2 separate regions of the Mus musculus genome follow, and region 2 is linked to region 1. A link is a contact called in ENCODE Hi-C data. All regions are on one chromosome and are shown on one strand. The core of a region is the stretch at or near the end of the contact, and the rest is flanking DNA. Distances in the headings are between cores, read along the strand shown.

Region 1 (6,869 bases), core at 2,360-4,859:
GCTCACTACAGTGCCTAATTATTCATTCAAGGACTTATGAAGCACCGGGCTCTCTTCTAAGCACTAGAAAGTTAATAGCTAACAAAACTAAATCTCTACCCTCAGGAAGTAAGGCTTCTGATGATGTCAAGACAGAACACACATAACAGGGCACACATAAGTCAGGTGTGAGGTAATAAAGGGGGAGAGATAGCATGAGGGGGTGCTCAGGGAAGGCTTCTTTTAGGGGACATCTGTGTGCACTGTCTGAGCTAGCTGTGTCTGCTTCCTGGGGGAGAGACAGGATCTCTTTGGATTGTCAAAGGGAAGCAGAGAAGCCAGCATATTAGCAAAGGGAAGAGGGAGTTAGGGGTGGTTGTGGGGTCTGAAAAGAAAGGTGAGGTAGGGGGCAGTTAGGAGACTGGGGCAGTAATTCAGGAAGAGGTGACAGTGACTCTAACAAGGGTTGGGGACGCGGAGGTGAGTAGGGGTGGAGGAAGGGGTCAGATTTTGGATATAGACTTAAAGCAGAGGCAATAAGATCGGCTGATTGGTGGATGTGGGGTGTGAATGAAAGGGTGGACTCAAGGATGATGCCGGGTTTGTTTGACTTAAAGCAACTCAAGTCGAGATTGTTTAGTTTGACGGGATGGAAAGGCCATCATAACTGACTGGGGTGGAGGGAGATTTGGGAAGTTAAGCCGCATGTGTGTCTCCTAAGAGTCACTGGACTAAGTGACTACAAGACTCCCACATGTTCTTAGCTGTGCTTTAGTAGTTAGGCTCAACCCGAAAGAAATGGGGAGTGCAGCTCCAAAAGTACCAGGTATTTATCTGGAAATCAACCATTGTGAACTGAGTGTTAACAAAAGCACAACCTATCCAAATCGACGAGATGACGCTATTGTACTATTTGAAGTTAAATCAGGAGTTCGTGGGGGTTCATGACCAAGGGTGTTGGGTTCCCTTGAGCTGAACCCAACCTTGAGTGATGAGCTGTCAGATGTAAGTACTAAGAACTACACTCAGGTCCTCTCCAACACAGCCTTCCCTCAACCCCTCAAATACACACATTAAAGGACAAATGTTTAAAAATCAGTGATCGGAAAGTTCTCACTGAAAAATACAGATCATAGATTAAATTCAAACTATAAGGAAGAAAGTACTCAAAATAACAACAGGAGACAGTGAATTTTAAGTCAGCAAAGAAAAGCAGTTGCTTTCAGGAAGACTTTTCAAATTTATAACCCCTTAAGCAGGCTGACTGGGGGCAGGGCCAATAATAAACTAAAAGCAGTAAGCTAGTGCTATGCCTGACATTCTACAGCTTACCCTCCACCCTGCCTACCAGCCGCTGTCCCCTCTGCCTTGTCCCTACCGCCTGCCAGAGAATGGCAAACTCCCCCCGCCCCCCATAGCATGGCAATGGAGGCTAGAGGCTCCCACAGGAGGCTATCTGCAGACCTGCCCAAGCTACAAGACAGTGTGGCTCTGCCTCCTCCAGCTCTGAGGCAACTCCAGCTTCCATTTTCACAATCATCACTGGGTCTCATGACCTTGCACAAAGCCCAGTGAGTGTGAGTCTACCTTTTAGAGGGTTTCATTTACTGTTGAATTCTAGGTTTTGAGTTATAAAAGGATTTCCCGAAGTCAAGAGTGAGTTCACTGGAGATGTTTAAATGTTATTTTTTTCCTTGAATTAAGTAATACATTCTTGGATAGGGATAACACCTGCCCCCAATTAGTGCACAGGTGACATCCTGTGTGGTAGCCACGTAGCTATTCATCTAGAAATAATGGGTGAGGGGAATTCATGACTGATTTCTGCCTAGGACACACTGGGCTTGGGACAGCAGTGATCTTGAGCAAGTTTTCTTCTTTTTTTTTTCCCCAGAGTGTTTTCTCACATACTTAGAACTGGAATAAATAAGATTTATAACAAAGTACTTCCTGCCAAAACCAGACTGCCATCCCGACGTGCAGGAAAGATGATTCAGAAGATAACAGCGCTGCCTGGGCCTGAGAACCAGAACCCACGTAAAAATGGTATACAACTATAACCCCAGCCTTCCCGCTGATGGGTTTCTGGGGCTTGCTGACTAGCCAGGCTTGGGTTCAGTGACAGGCCCCATCGAGGAAGTAAAGAGTGATAGAGCAGAATACTCAGCGCCCCCTTCTGGCTTCCACAGGCACACCCGCATGTGCACCTGCATACACACGTGTGCATTCGTGTGCAAACAAAGAAAACTCATGAATCTCAAAGGAACATTCTCAAGGCTTTTTTTAAGTGAAGATATAAAGCATAAAGTGGAAAATAACAACAGCTATTATCATTTTGAATGCTTTTAATATAAATTAAACAATTTTTTATAAAGTGCTTAGGGTTAGGGTTTGCCACATTGTAACTGATGTTTGTTAAATAGTAAGAAGTACCTGGGATCAGATTTATTATCATTGCCAGTCTATGGTGAAGACAAAACGTGAAATCTGATGTCCAAAGAAAGCATCTAAGTAGATGTCTACTTCACAAGGCTTCCAATTCAAAACTGGCTTAAACCGTCTTTGCCACTTCCACCTGATCCTGCCCCTCCCCCATTCTTTTTCCACAGGTCATGCCCATAGACAAAAAGTATGCATCTTAAACTACTGACTAATTTGGTTTTAAGTTTTGTCTCATAAACCTGAAAACAAGAAAAGCAAGATGGATCTCTGCAGTGAAACTCTTAGGCAATAAAGTTAATTCTAGCTGTTCGTGAATACCTAGAGCCTATGGGGGTACAGCAGTCAAGCGCAAAGGCACCCCAGAAAAACACACAATCTCGGCTCTTCCGGCTGAGGGCTTCAGCAGTAAGTGTGACCACTTCATGAGGCATAATAAATACCTCGTGACTAAGTTACTTCACCGCTTTCTCTACCTTATCCTTATCCCTCACCTGCAAACTGTAGTTAATAAATTGTGCTGTAAATTGTAATGAGTTGACTCATGCATGTTATGTAGTGTACTGCTGGAATATCATGAACTTCAGCGTGGGAACAGGTCTTCTCAGTTTGGGCATTGCTGATCCCTGAAAAGCTTATTTCATATACGACTGGGCGTGGGGATAAGGCAGCTGGGTGGGTGGAGAGGGAAATGCCTGATTGTTGAAAACAGGTAAGCACGGGTATTGTAAGACAAGGAGGACAACGGCGTGCACGAGAGAGCAGAAGCACCAAGCCTGTTCGAAAAAAATCCCAGAATAAACTTTAGCATGGACTCAGCACAGAACTCCAGCAGACAGCGCCTTGTGCCACAAAAGCCAGTGATGAGAAAGACCCACTGACGTTGGCCAGCACTTCGTCTGCTCCAGGACAACCAGAAGGGGGCCTCGGGACAGCCTCTCCATCACTAAATTCCCCGAGTGACTTCGGCAGCATCCACGCTGTAACCTCATCTCCTCCTGGCAGGTGTTTCTGGACTAAGCACCTGTGCAGCTCCCGGGTCCACCCTGCAGACACCGGTGACTGAAGGAACTTCTGCGGCGATGAGCGAGCGGTGGGCGGAAAATGAGCCTCAAACCACCCCATGCCCCACCCAGTCACTCTCATTGGCTGAGCCTGCCACGGGGGCGGAGGCAGCGCACACCCTTCGCTGACTCCACCGATCCGCCGGAACGAAAGCGGGTCCCGGGACACTGGTGTGTGAGAAACTATTGCTAGCACAGAGGAAGCCCGGTCCCCAGGCCATGGGGGTACAGCTGAGGCTGCCACCCGGAGAGCCCTGCCATGAAGGTGAGTGTCAGTCCCAGCGGTGGGACAGTTGGGTCACTTGGGTAGCTGGGAGCCCAGATGCGAGGTCTCAAAACTAGACTCAGAAAAATGTGCGGATTCTTAACGCGCCGTCTTCTAATCATTTAGTATTCCAGTCGTCCAGTCGGCTGTCCCACCAACGGGACAGTAAATACTTAGCTGAGCCCACTGCACTCCAGACTCTGTGGGGAAGCCCAAGTCGGAGCAGGACAGAAGTGACGCCCACTTAGTCCCCCGGCTGGCTCAATGTTGATTACGTCCTACTGAGTGTGTGGCAGGGAAATTCAGGATGCTTGCTGAGGGCAGATTCCAGGGTTTGATCCAGGAGGAGGTTTCCTGGCTCAGCCTCAACTCCGGAGTACATGGCAGAGGGCGTGCCGGGGATCCCGTGGGCTTCCCACAGTGCTCCCTGAACACACTGTGCCTGAGTCCCACGGAGAGATCGCTCAGGTATGACTTACTGGGCAATCCTTTGAGTAGGGTGACTACTCCAACAGGGAACTGGGAGTGCCCTTTTGTTAGTTCTTCCTCAGGGCTAGACTGGGATTTCCAGCCCACACCTTGCCTGGTAAAACCCCTGGGCCCCACCCCTTGACCTTTGCCAGATGTTCCTCACTTCCACTGGCTTCTTGCAGTCTCTACACAGAAGGTCAGAGAAAACTGAATGGAAGTAAGGGGAAAGGTGGGGCAACCTTGGGAAATGTGCATTGCAAACGAAATTATCGGTTTTTTTTTTAATCCCCACTGGTGTCAGGTCATTTCTAACCTACTTGCTAACGACTCAAAGAAGCTGTCTGGTAAGACCTGTGCCTTACAGTGAGTGCTTCCCAGCCTAATGCTACGACCATGTAACTACAGCTCCTCGTGTTGTAGAGATTCGTGTCCTTGCTTCTTGGCCTTTCCAGCTTATAACTTAACGAGGGAATAGAAAGAAAAGGGGGGAGAGACAGAAGAAGAGAGAGGACTCATCAAATCCCAGCTAGTAAGAAAGGGGAAAGGTGTGTAAAAGAAAATGTGCAACAATTCACAAACTATCCCCACATTGAGACCGGTATCCCTAAGGCAGCTGCATCTAGGGTTGTTTCCTAGACAGTCATGCGCTTAGTGGCAGTTGGTCCCTTTTCTAAATAATTCTGGAGCTGCCAAGTCAGATCGTCACTAATGCACCCTGCCCTTGTTTGTTCAAGGATCTGAGAGCAGATTGCACCCACTCATTTGACCTCTGGATATTTTTCCTGCTTTGCTCATGCATTTAGTAACTACAAGAAGTATTGGAGCTCTGTGTCACCCGATGATTAACCGTGCAGGAAGGTACTGGGAAAGATGGGAGAGGCCAATCTGTAATTTCAGTAGTAGGAGACTAGGTTTTAGGCCTAGTGTATCCACTTGGCTCTCTTTCTTCCTCTCTAAAGTAGGAAGAAATCTTGTTGACAGAGTAGGTAGCACTGGGTTACCTCAGGAAATCTACAGGGCAGAACCCTGGCGGGTCTTAAATGGAGTCTGGTTTTCCTTGATTTGTTTGAGGTGATGAACAAGAATCCTGTGAGCCGAGCACTGGCCTAGGTCCTAAAGGACTGTCATCAGTCTGGCCTTCAATGCTAGCACTCCCAATCTGTTTACTACCCTGATGACAGGACATTCCGAGAAGCAAATGACTTGAGAGTGTAGAGCTGTGACAAAGTCTAACAGTCAATGTACTGAAGCTGGAGGTGGTCTGCAGATTGGGTGGCCCAGATCCTCTAGAGAAAGTTTTTAATCTACCCGAGATCAAAATGATGAGCTAATCATGGAGTCTGAGGATAAAGTCGTTTCATAAGATGCCCCCCAAAAGTTACAGTAGTACTTTGATTTTGACTTTTAAAACCATGACTGAATACTTCAAAAGATCTTATAATCCCAAATTATCACAAAATAAAAAGACAAACTTAAATACTCAAAGTTTTTTTTTTCTAATTTGGTTTCAGTACTATTTGCAAGTGTTCTAACAGAACTCAAATCAACTTCAACAGCCAAAACCGCTTTTATTAGCAGAGGAAACACGGCCCTGGGGAAACCGAATGCCAGACTTAACAGCCATCCCCTGGAACACACATTTTGTGTCAGGGACCGTGGAAGTGATGTTATGATGGGCTCAAGGGCAGATATCCTGGGCTGCCAAAAGGACATTCATAAATTCTCACGTCTAAGGAGCTCTTAGCTGACTTGGGGTTCAAAAAGCAAGCTTCAGGCAGAGGAGAATCAAGGGTTTTCAAAGTTTTCTTTCATGGAGTGAAGCCACTTGTCCAGACCATAGCTTGACAACAGAGGGAAAATGCCTGTGATATTTAAAGCTGACCTTTCCTGTCTTCCTGACCTGAATGTCTTTGGTTTTAAGAAAAGAAATCAGGAGCTAGAGAGATGGCTCAGTGGTCAAGTGCACTGACTGCCCTTTCAGAGGGCATGAGCTTGATTACGGCAGCCACGAGACAGTTCGCACTCATCTATAACTCTAGTTCCAGGGTATCAGACACCATTTTCTGACCTCTGAGGATACCAGGCATGTATGTGGTGCACAGACATACACACAAGCAAAACACCTATATACATAAGACAAAAATAACTTCAGAAAAGTTTAAGATGAGGCAATTGAGGAATAGTGACTCAGAATTGGCTGTATCCTTTTCTGTTTCTATACTGATATGTATGTGTGTGTCTGTGTGTCTGTGTGTGTGTGTGTGTGTGTATCTTGAAAATTCAAAACATTCCTATAGAACATATCCGTTCACATTCCTGCATAACTAAATTCTGTAGTTTTGGTATCCATTTTTACAGATACAGAAAGTGAACCAGAGAACTTAAAATGGCTTCATAGTTAGTGTTCAATGAAACATGGCATTCCTTGGGCCTGTATTTCACCTGTAGGTGCATACAGTACTTTGGATGGTGCATCTTTTCTGAATTCACATTGCAGCCTTTATTCCAGTGTGGCTGGAGTGAGGAATGGGGCCTCGGAGAAATACCTTATAAGATCAGGGGCCATCGTGCAAGAAACTACATCCCGAGCATCCTTCATGCAAAATGCTTAGGATCAGAAGTATTTTTAGATAAAACTGAGTTTCCTGATG
Region 2 (6,869 bases), core at 2,151-4,650, 210 kb after region 1:
TAGCCGGGGATGCAATGTGACCAGGGGCCTCCAGCTCCTGCCACCAGACCTTTCCTGCTGTGATGAGCTGCACTCTTGTGAGCTGACACAAACCGTTCCCTGTGATGCTTTAGTCACAGCAACAGGAGAGGTAACGCATGCACTGCCAGATCTAAACTACACAGACTAGCTGGATAAAAGCCTGTAATCCCAGCCCTGGGGGAACTGAAGGAGGAGGGCTGCAACTTCAAGTCCAGCCGAGGCTAACTAGGAAGGCCCTATCTCAAAAAAAAAAAAAAAAAAAAAAAAGCAGTGGGAACTGAGAGCTGCCTCAGTGGTTAAGAGCACTGGCTGCTCTTCCAGAGGTCCTGAGTTCAATTCCCAGCACCCATATGGGGGTTCACAACTGTCCTTAACTCTAGATCCAAATCTGATACTCCATCAGGCACATACATACATTCAGCCAAGATACCCAGACACATAAAATAAAAATAAATATTTAAATAAATAAACACACAATCAAACCTTATAACTGAGAAAATAAAATATCCAGTCCATTTTATTCTGCTTAATTTGCATTCTTAGCATTATACTGTGATGTTTTTCTTGATTCTGTGTCTTTTACTAAGTATCCTCTTGCAATTGGTTGTTAAGTTTCACAAGAATAATATCCAAGAACGTGTGCCCACCTCTAGATCCTCAGCTCCTAGAGTTCCGTCACCTAGTTGGACATTCATAAAGGCTGTGAGAGATCTCCCTGGCTTAGTTGTTCAGGGAGTGGATCAGCTCCTTTGTGAGAGAAGGTCTGTATTTTGTATATTTTATTTGTGTCCCTGTATGAGTGTATGCTGTGTACGCAGGCTTCTGTGTGCATGCATGTGTGGTGTCTTTCTGTCTTTTTGTTTGTTTGTATGGTGGATTTGTTTAGTTTTGTTGAGATTAGTCTCACGAAGTAGCCCTGCCTGGCCTTGAACTTGCAGTGTTCCTCTTGGCCTCCTGAGAGCTGAGATGAGAGTTGTGTACAGGCATCTGGCTGAAAGTCAGTTTTTACAAAGGTGACAAGCTAAAATGGAGAAGAGAAAAGACACACTGACTCTGCCAGTTTGAACCTGAAAATAAACATTTCCTGTTGCACAGAACAGGCTCAAAACAGCCTAAAATAGAAGTATGGCTCTGCCCTTACAAGCTGTGTAAAATGGACACCGTACTCAGGCTCTGAGCTTCCTTCCTTGTTTATGAAACAAGGTAGTAATTACTACCTCACAGGGCTGAGAAATTAAAGAAATGCATAGAAAGTACTTGGCCAGGCACATGGTTACTGATATGATTAATAGAGATCCTATACTATACTGATTAATAGAGATCCTTACTATACTGACTAATAGAGTTCCTATACTATACTGATTAATAAAGATCCTATACGATACTGATTAATAGAGATCCTGTGCTAACTGACTAATAGAGATCCTATACTATACTGATTAATAGAGTTCCTATACTATACTGATTAATAGAGATCCTTACTATACTGATTAATAGAGTTCCTATATTATACTGACTAATAGAAATCCTATACTATACTGATTAATAAAGATCCTATACTATACTGATTAATAAAGATCTTATACTATACTGATTAATGGAGAACTTATACTATACTGATTAAACTGTCACTGTCCACAGGCCCTCACTTAACATGTTAAATGGGTGTTTCCCCCCACCCCCCATTTTTAAGCATTTCAGGTTGTCCCTTCTCACTAAGAATGCAATGAGCATGGAACTTAGAACCAGTTGGGTTAGGTTCTGGCTTTTCTCCCGCAACCTGCTGGGTAACCGTAGGCGAGTCACCAGCTTCCCAGACCTGAAAGTTCCCTTGCCATGCGCTCTGGCCATGCAGAGCAGGAGGGGCAGGAAATACTCTGTGAAGAGGTGGAGAGACTGATGAAGACCAGAGGGATGAGGCCAGAGGGATGGGCCGATAGATAATCAATCACTCCACATCACTCCACTCCAGAGTACAAGTGGGAAGGTTTAAACAACTGGCACACAGGCTTTGCCATGTCAGGCTTCTCGCCACAGTAGGACATGTCAGATGATCACACACACTTAGGCCTGAGCTGACTCTCATAAGAGGAGGGGCATGGAGTGCCAGTGTTCTCTACTGCAGGGCACAGGGCCAGCATGCTATACCCACTCCATGACAGTGTGCACTTCCTACATGTGTGCTGGATAGGGGAATGAATGAGCACATAAACATATTAGGTAAAACCTGACTTAAACATCAAGCCTGCTTCCTGTGTGCATTTCTGGGAGGGTTTAATATGTGAACATGCTCTATGAATCACACCAGCCACAGGGTTTCCCAACTTTATTTGGTCACAAAACTCATTGTATTTCCCTTGAACCTTATTAACATCTCTCAGGGTTGTAGCATTCTATAAAACATGCTTTGAGAAACATCACAAGCTTATATAGTGTAGGCCATTTTTACCCTCATGAAGGAAGTTATCTTACTTTTAATGCACAAGGTAATTAAAGGGCTAAGAACTTTGATTCCTAGCAAGTACACAGATGCTGTCTCCTGGCAGCCCAGAACACCTGTAAGTCTCTCATCACCGGGCAGGACCTCACTCTCACCAAGCTCCTAAGAAGCAAGATCCCAGCCTCAATCCTCCACCCTGCTCCCAGCTCCCTCGTAGCCAAGCAAGTTCTTCAAACTTATTCACTATCTTTCTCTACACCCTGAGTCTTAGCAAGAATGTCTTAAATCTGCTTCCTTCGCTAGTCCTCCTTTATAAAATCTCCAACCAAGTTCTCATCTTGTCTTCACAACAAAAATCTCACTCTTTCTCCTGTCTGACTCATCCCTTAATTGTAAATAAATACAACCACGCCTCATCAAACTGGGCTCTCTCTTCCTCTCCTACCATTAGTATCCCAGCAAGACTTTTTCTATCTCCAGACTTCTGCCCAAGCAGTTAGCTCTGCCTGGACAGCCCTTCCACTCTTGACCTACCTACAGCAATCCTTTCACTTCTGAAGGTCTTGATTACAGGATATCTCTTAAGAAATCCCCCCTTTTCCCACAACTAATCACTTCCATTACAGACCCCCACAGACCCCCTACTGCAAGTATAAAGTTAACTGTACACACGAAAACAGGGATCAGGGTTGGGAGAGAACAGAAGCCATCAAATCAGGGAGAATGACTAACAACAGGCTGGTAGGAGGAGGGTGTGTGTAACAATGGCTTGAACTCTAAAGGAGAAGGGCAGAAAGGGGTGCCCTGTGAACCTCCCAGAGAGCTGTGGAGAAGGGAGTGTTCGGGCTCTGTGTGGGAGAGTTGATTCACAATGGAACAATGCACTAGCTCTTGGAGGGCTGCCTAAAGTGTGGGAAGGAAGCCAGCGGGAAGGATGGAGGACAGAATCACAGCAGGAGTGTGAGATCACAGGCAAACAGCAGACCAGAAAGGCTGGAAGTCAGGGCGAGTGGGGCTGAGAACCAGGCTCTGACTCAAGCTGGCTGGGAGCCCAGAGAGTGTCTGGGGCCAGATGGATTCCATGCTCAGGAGTCTTTGATCAGCATTCAAAGAATGGGATGGTGGTCACATTGGTAATTCCCCAGTGTCTATGAAGAAGAGAGTTCTCTAATATTCTACTCATGGTTCAACATTCACCCTACCCATATCCACGTGTGTGGGCTGCCCCTTAGGAAATAGGGTGGGGGGGCTAGGGGATGGTTGGGTGTGGTATCTCCTTTCACTAGGGAAAGGAGTAACAACCCACAAGGAAAGGATACAGCGTGATGGGACCCAAAGTCTGCAGGGATCAAAAACATCTGGGTTCCAAGTAGATAGCAAGATCCCAGAATGCCTGCTCTCACCCAGCGACAGAACATGGCAGTAGGGAAGCCAAGGCTGCACCACAACGGAAGCACCTGTCCCACGTAAGTCTAAGTCCTGGACACAGGGAACACAGCTGAATGCAGAGCTTCAAAGGCGGCTGTCTCTATTCTCCCCGCAGCTCATGGCCTCTCCCCCACCATGTGACGATTCACTCTCCTAAGTCAGAGAAAACCTCCTTCCTTAAAGGGAGCCTGGGAGCCAGCCTGGGTCAAGTACCAGCTCCTGAGCCAATCACAAGGTCTGATGGAAGGACTCCATAGATTGACCAGAGCTAAGTCACATGACCACCAGGGTTCTATGTATCCTACCCAAACCACATGAACCCCAGCTCCCCAGAGAAAAGAAGTCTAGGTCGACAAACAGTTAAGTCTACTATGGTGTGGCTCCTGTTCCTAAAGACCCTGGGACCATAGGCAGAAGTCCAACCCCAGTAATGGCAACACAGAAGAGCTTTGAAGTCAGGGGCAGGCTATAAAGATCCTCTGGGCCTCATTAGCTGTATAGCCTTGGGTAAAATACTTCATTTCTCAGTGCCTCAGTTTTCTTATAAAAAAAAATGGGGTATAATGCCTGCCTCCTGGAGATGTTTACAAAGACACGCATAGACAGCTCCGAACGATGCCTGCTACAAGCGATCAAGAGCCCGCCCCTATTTATTAGAAGCAACCATAATGACAATGAGTGTCATGAGAAGACCTGTACCACATGAAGGGTGAGCGGGGGACTCCGTGAAGGAAAGCCATGTCAGCATTTACATCGGTCAGTCTAGGGTCAAAGGTCATTAGAGCAACTCAGGACACAAGCCAGAGGTCCAGTTGAGGCCAGGTCTCAATGCCAATCAAGAAATGGGTTAAGCACCTGGGAATGCAATCACAAGGAAGACACATAGGGCTCCAAAGTACAACGGTGTGAAGAGTAGTGAGCCTCTAGGCACACTTTCTACAGGTGGAGAGTTTGGCTAAAATCGCTTCCATATGTCCAGCCACTGGCAGAGAGAATGAGACCCTGTTAAGCATTAAAAAAAAAGTGATGATGATGAAGAAAAAGAAGGAGGAGGAGACGGAGAAGGAGGAGGAGAAGGAGAAGAATAAGAAAAGGAGAGAAGAAGAAGAAGAAGGAAGGAAGGAAGGAAGAGGAAGAGGAGGAGGAGAGGAAGGGGAGGAGGAGGAAGGAGGAGGAGGAGGAGGAAGAGGAGGAGGAGGAGGAGGAGGAGAGGAAGGGGAGAAGGAGGAAGGAGGAGGAGGAGGAGACGATGATGATGATCAGAAGCAGCAGCAGCAGTTGGGCTCTCAGAAGACACAGAGACTACGACTACTCATCCTTCCCTCCCCCCTCCCCCCTCCCCCGCAAAAAATACCTCTACATAAGTTAGGAAGCAAAATAATTCCCTTAAGATTGTTACCTCTTACCCTCTCTAAACTGTGGCTACGAAAAGTAAGCAGACCCACTAAGTCTCTGCTGTGAAGGCCATCCCATGATGTTGCAATAATCCGCACAACTGTGCTTGGCAGCCTCAGACACAGGCAGGTAAACAAGACTGAATGAGGGAGGGACAACACTTGAGTCATAGGCCTTTGGGAACAGGGGACCTTTGGCTCTGTGCTGCTGTCAATGCAGCTGTTACTCACACAGCTGCCTTCTCAGTGCTGGGGAGAGCAAAGCCCTCCCACCGCAGAAATTCTAATCGAAAACTGAAGCAGTATAAGATATCTTCCCTTGAACAACAACTGTGTAGTTTGGAAGAACATTTCACTACCAACTGCCATACGTGAGACACTGCACTGAACCACAACACGTTCTGTTGTACTGTGTTCATGATCTTGCATTGCTCCAAACTGCTTCTCATTAAAAATTTACTATATGATTATATATAAGAAAATGACAGTATTTTAAATATTAGGTTATACAGCGCATGTTATGAAAGTTAATTTCACTTGCCTTTCTCTTTTTCAAAGCTGTTACTGTTTCTCTCTGTGGGTGTAGGGCTAGATATCAAACCCAAGGCTTTGCATGTCTCAGGTGATCACACTAGCACTGAGCCTCCGCCACAGCCCCGGCGGCACTGTTAGACATGTTCAAGCTGCTGCGGTTCACGGAGTTGATCTGTTTGTTGCTGGGACGCATTCTCAGGACCCACGCCTCATCAAGGGTCTGGAGCGACACCTGAAGAACCTGACCACTTCACTGTATTAGACGCAGATCTTTGTATATGACCCTAGGCTCTCAGCTATGCTTACTCTTCGAGAAAAGTCCGTGGCAGAAAAAAAAAGCAGAAGCTCAGTGAGTGGGGCTCAGCAGAGCACAGAGGAGAAAGCTACAGGCTCAGACAACACTTACGAGGATAGCAGAACCGCACGGAACTTCAGTCTCTTCGTCTACAAAATGCCAAAGAATAATAACTTTCCTCACTTGAGAGGTATTTAAAGAGCCCAATGCAATGAGCCGTGTGTAGACTTCAGCATAGGACCGGGCACACTGTATAAACCCAATAAACACTTGAGATGCTTTCTGTTGAGGAATAAGGAGCACTCAGGTGAGGAGTGTCGCTGCGATGGAAACACCATGACCAAAAGGCAAGTTGGGAAGGAACAGGTTTATTTTGGCTTATGCTTCCAGGTAACAGTCCATCACTGAAGGAAGTCAGGCCAGAAACTCAAACAGGGCAGAAACTTGGAGGCAGGACCTGATGCAGAGGCCATGGAGAGGTACTGCTTACCTTTGTGGTCCTCACGGCTACAGATCCCAGGACCACCAGCCCAGGGATGGCCACGCCCACAATGGGCTGGACCCTCCCCCATCAATCACTAAGAAAATGGTGCCCTACAGGCTTGCCTGCAAACTGATCTTATGGGAGCATTTTTTTTTCAATTGAGGTTCCCTTCTCTCAGGCAACTCTAGCTTGTGTCAAGTTGACACAGAACTATCAAGCACACAGGCCTCCCTGAGTTGGCTGGCTCCGTTTATGAGATGCTGGTCACTCGTT

The links. Hi-C counts contacts between places; a loop is a spot of excess contacts on that map.
Region 2: a map of Patski shows a loop between it and region 1 (2.2-fold over the local background). The contact joins the enhancer-like site here to the promoter of Nipal1 in region 1. A Hi-C loop is called at or near these places in 2 of 37 maps with a recorded cell type or tissue (Patski and T-helper 17 cell).

What each region holds. Positions count from the first base shown.
Region 1 is chr5:72,644,187-72,651,055 of GRCm38, forward strand. Nipal1 (NIPA-like domain containing 1) reads left to right here and starts at 3,610. Exons shown (of 6, transcript NM_001081205.1): 1 at 3,610-3,747. The coding sequence starts at 3,702.
Region 2 is chr5:72,852,516-72,859,384 of GRCm38, forward strand. The region is part of intron 1 of Tec (tec protein tyrosine kinase); the gene reads right to left. Among named protein-coding and RNA genes, the nearest start is that of Tec, 12 kb to the right of the region's middle. Within about 2 kb of position 3,401, at least 1 of the 3 ENCODE cell types and tissues checked has a DNase peak (open chromatin) inside an H3K27ac peak, as active enhancers do.